2 separate regions of the Homo sapiens genome follow, and region 1 is linked to region 2. A link is a loop called in an ENCODE intact Hi-C map of the cell type or tissue named here. Cell type or tissue: IMR-90. All regions are shown on one strand.

The links. A loop is a pair of places that touch in the nucleus more often than their neighbours do. Peaks named below come from ENCODE experiments on the same cell type or tissue, not always from the same donor. Only the 100,000 strongest peaks of a DNase experiment are listed, where the experiment ranks them.
Region 1: it touches region 2 in a loop (2.1-fold over the local background); 3 of 110 quality-filtered maps call a loop at or near these places.

The regions. Positions count from the first base shown.
Region 1 is chr10:44,305,691-44,308,190 of GRCh38, reverse strand. The region is part of intron 1 of LOC124902544 (a long non-coding RNA gene); the gene reads left to right. Among named protein-coding and RNA genes, the nearest start is that of LINC02881, 14 kb to the right of the region's middle. RefSeq lists an enhancer at 327-536. In IMR-90, a CTCF peak has its summit at 1,175 (motif pointing left); a DNase peak (open chromatin) is centred at 1,670.
Region 2 is chr10:43,808,172-43,810,671 of GRCh38, reverse strand. The region is part of intron 2 of LOC105378275 (a long non-coding RNA gene); the gene reads right to left. Among named protein-coding and RNA genes, the nearest start is that of LINC02658, 31 kb to the right of the region's middle. In IMR-90, no CTCF peak of the experiment used is centred here; a DNase peak (open chromatin) is centred at 1,251.

The sequences.
Region 1 (2,500 bases), 500 kb before region 2:
AGTTGCAAGAAATAGACACTGGGTGCTTTTTGACTAAACTATTTCAAAAGGTGTAGAAATCTCGGTGCCTTGCTGGGCCTGGAGGGACTGCCCCTCCCAGGCTGGCCAGTCCCTAGAGATGGTAAATGACTTCAGCAAGCACAGCTTTCCAATGCAAACCAACCACTCCAGAGCCCTCCCAACCACCTCCTCCGTTGGGCTCTCACCCTCTGGGCCACGGCCACCTGCCCTAATCACCCCAGGGCCAGGCACCAGGCAACTCATGACACCCCTGTGTCCAGAGCCCACTAAAATTATTCAAAGTAGTCCATTCTAAGTCTACTTGTACTGCCTTGCTGGTTCCTTCTCACAAAAACCACATTAAAGGCTCTTGCTACAGTTCCCCCCACACTTCTAACCAACACTGGAGTTTCCCCATGTGGTCCCCCATGGCACAGCGTGGCCCCCATGGCAAGGCATGTACCTCCTCTCCAGATCTGTGCATGACAGACTATCTGTTCAACAGCAGTCCCCTCCTTATCTGTTGGCCTTGCCACACCTAAATGAATAAAACCTATGTTTTAAAGCAACCATGTACCCTGGGAGTCAGGAATGACAAGCATGTTATTTATTATTTCTGTAGGGATTTCTCTTTAAAACGTTCTTTATGAAAAGACAGCAACTGTCTCTATGCTGGAAATACAGAAAATTGATCTTGTGTCATTTTTTAAATTAAAGTAATAGACATTCATAGCAACAAATCAAATACAATATTACAAAGGGTTTATAATACGAAAGAGCAGCCTCTCACCAGATGCCACCCCAGCCCAGAACCACAATACAGAGATTTTTTAGTATTCCTCTTAGTAATTGTCCTGAGGCCTATCCCACAGTTCTAAATAAAATGCTTTATCTCTGTTGACCTATTTATCCACATCGCGTCAAGCATATAGAAGATTTGCTTGCCTGACAACCAAACCTTTCCCGCCTCTGTTCTTTGAAATGTTTGAGAATTAGATTATTTCTAGCATCTCTCTTGATAATATTGTAACTTCAAATAATACACTCATCCTTTTCTTTCTATTTCCATTTACTTTTGAGTTAGCTTGGATGTTGGTCCCCTCCAAATCTCATGTTGAGATGTGAACCCCCAGTGTTGGAGGTGGGCCTCTGGTAGGTGTTTGGGTCATGAGATGGATCCCTCATGAATGGTTTGGTGCCCTCCTGTGGGCACTCTTCTAGTTCTCACTCAGTTAGTTACTATGAGACCTGATTGTTAAAAATGGCTTAGCACCTCCTCCCCTCCCTTGCTTCCTTTCTCGCCATGTGACACACCTGCTCCACCTTCACTTTCTGCCATGATTGTAAGCTTCCTGAGGCCCTCATCAGAAGCAGGTGCTAGCACCACACTTCCTGTACAGCCTGTAGAACGATGAGCCAAATAAGCCTCATTTCTTCATAAATTACCCAGCCTTAGGTATTCCTTCATAGCAACACAAACGGACTACGACAACTTTTGACAGACTCTCAACACTCCACTTTGTAAAAGAGGTTATTAGTTTCTTAGCATTGTCTTCTACTTTTCTTCTCCCTTGCCCCACTCTCCAATTCTTCTCAGCATCCCAACTTCTGTGGGCTGGCCTTTTACTAGTGCCAAACATTGTGACTCAGCTCATACCCTGCTGCTCAAGTTTCAAGTCCAGCATCAGTGTGTGCTATTGCCAGGCTAGAAGATCTTCATAAGGGAACTAAGGTCAATTTCACTAGTGACTTTCTCTGCTCTCTTGGGCAAGTCACCCAATTCCTTGAAACCATGGCTGCCTCATTCAACTTCCTTCATAGCTTTAAAATGAGTGGGAACAAAAGAGCGGCTGTAAAGTAATGCAACTTGTAAGTTCCACACTGCTATCCACACGGAAGGCAGGGGAACTTTCTGACCTGTCCTCTGAGAAGCATGGTGAGTCCTTGAGTGTGATCTCTTATCCCCGGCATTGGATGGCACCATCACTATGGGACTGATTGATGTCCTCCAGGCCCAGTGGTTGGGGAAGGAACATTTTATATGGATTCCTTTCACATCAAATCCCATCACACAACTCTCATAAATGCTCCTGCTTTTTGATGTGTGCATTTGAATCCAAGTTAATTATATTTTGTGATATTTAAAGGGGCAAAGGGAGCGATTTCATCCATTTTCAGCCTCCCTGGAGTAAATTGTTCTAATTTACTAATAATCAAATTTAATCCTTTCTTTTCCTTAATATTCTTGGTGGTTGCATTTCAGTCCCTTTACTGGCTTTACAGTAAAATCTTGACTACCCTAGAAATTTTTTTTATACATGCCTCGATTTATACTGATAAACCCTAGAAAAGATCATGCTTGGCCTGGATCTCTTCCTATATAGAATACTTTTCTAACTTTTTTTTCTTGTGGGAATAGCTATCTCTTTTTTTTGTATTTATTTTTTGTTATTTTTAAAAATTAAATTAATTTTTACATATATAATTTACCATCTTTACC
Region 2 (2,500 bases):
CTGTGCTATAGCACGCTTTGGGCACACTTCTTGCCCTCCCCACGTTCATGCCCTATGTACCTTTGCAATACTCTCCCCTGGGGCAGGGAATAATTATAATCCTCTGATCATCCAACACAATGTGAAGATAATAAAAATTAATTTCAAAAACAAAATTGCACATTTGGAAAAGATGCAGGATTTCATGAGTTCACAAGAAATGTCAGGGCCTGTCTGATCACATCACACCTTCCACCTGTGACTGACTCAGACCAGTCACCAAAGAGTTAAGAAAGGCTCTTGACAACATTGTTGAAAGCTTCTAATGCTTTTGCAAAAATAACAGGCTTTTTAATTTGCTGGGAAGGGGTGCTCTTGTACCACTAGCCTTGAGCTGTGCCCATGATAATCTATAAGAAAATAAGTTATAGATCACAACAGATCAACACATATTTTTTTAAATGATCAATTTTATCACAGCTCAGTGGTAAGTTTATAGAACAAAAAAAAAAGAGTGTCACTTGATAATGAGAAGAAACCTTAAAAGAACAAATGTTAAAGGGCAAACAACCCCCTCCTCCACCACACAGACACACACACACGTATACAGACAATCCTTAAATTCAAAGGCAGTCACTTGCCTCTTTCCTCTAGGAAAATCTAACTTAATCCCTTCAATGATCCCAGGTCTTCAAAAACAAAACCCTGGATTAACACCCTGAATTTAAAATCTGGGTGTCTTGAATGTCTTTGAAAGTACAATCTCAAAAAGCAAAGAAAAAATTTTCAGGTGGGAGAGGAAAAAAAAATACCTACAACAGAGAGAAGAAAACACATAATATCCCAATAAAATATCTTGGCACCTGTATGCTTGGCTGTACATGCACCTGTGTTGTACATGCACACATGTCCATGGGTTACCCTGGCCCCAACTTACACGGGGAAGGTAACTGTATGACCTATCCACACATCTGGCTGCTTCTACCCCAGCTAACTGACAAATACTCCCAAATATTTTGCTATTGGTTGATTTGACAGCCACTCTGGAATAGTTGGTTGGCAAGAGGTTTTAAAGCAACAGAAAACCCAAGGTTGGATGGATTTGCCATCCCCTCCACTTAGGTAAAATGGCTTCCAGTAAGGGGTTGTGCCAGTATTGGCTGCTAGCTAATTTAAGGTCCAATGGAAAATGAAAATAAACAAGTATTAATCCTGAGAACCTTTTTGTGGAGTTATGAAAACAGTCTGTTATAAAACGCATCCAGATGTCAGCCAAGAGTGAGTCAATTGGAATAATAGCTTCAAGTGAAACCAGCAAAGGGCAGCAGGTCAGGCTGTGGGGATTCTGAGGAATGCCCACTCACAGACCCAGGAGCGCACCGCTGCACACCAGCCTGGAGCCTCGCCCACGACACAGAATTCTGTTAAACGATCTATAAAAAGAATTTATGGATCCCATGGACCAACATCGATTTTTTTAAATTAATTTTGTCACAGCTTAAGGGCAGGTTTATAGAAGACCAAGACAAAAAAAAAAGCGTCATTTGATAATGAGAAGAAACTTTAAAAGAGCAACATTTTATTTGACAATTATTAAATTTTTATACCAGTGAAAACAGTTTAATTTTATAAAGACCTATAAAACAATCTCCTGTTGATACACTAGCCCTGTTCTTCAAAAACACATGCCTGAGGATATTTACTGGAACATTTAATATTAAGACCTCTGAAGTAATCTACAAGTCAATCTGTGGAATATTGGTTAAACAAATGATGGTACACTTCTACAGTAGAACCAAATGCAAGTGTTTCTTAATTAATTAATTTTTTATTTATAATTGAAAAAATGCAAATGTTGAAAAGGGTGATAGACCTCCTTGACAACTGCTGTGAAATCATGTCTAGCATAAATTAAGTAGGAAAAAGCAAGTAACAGAGCATTAAACATCATTATTCAGCCATCTTTGCATAAATCAGTCTATCAATCTATGTTTCTCTGATTGTCTATGCAGGAAAAGTTCTAGAAAGAAGCCAATGTTCATGATGGCCACCTCTGAGGAGTGTAGGAGCTGAGGGCAGAGGAGCTTTTCCTTTTTGTGTTGTAGTTTTCTATACTGCTTTAATTTTTCACGTTAGCATGTATTGTTTTTGTAAAGCTTTTTAATTAATTGGTTTAAAAGAGAAGGGGAGGGAAAGGCAAAAGAGCAAGCGGCCTGTTGGAGTGGAAAGCTAACTAATGGGGCATTGGCAATCTGGTTCTTAAAAGGAAATGGGACTCCTATGAAAATACAGAAAACCTCTGAAAATGCAGGAAGTCCAACAGTCACCACAAGGGAAACAGTTTTACCCACTGTGTTTTCTCAAATGAGTGAGCAATTGCCTAAAAATACTACACTGTGTGGTTGCATGTGTTCAGTCCCCACTCAGGATCCTGATAGCATCTCAATTACCTGATGCCAACTTCACTTTAACATTGACTTTTTATTTTAAAAACAAATTGCTGATCTTTGTCCGTGGAAAA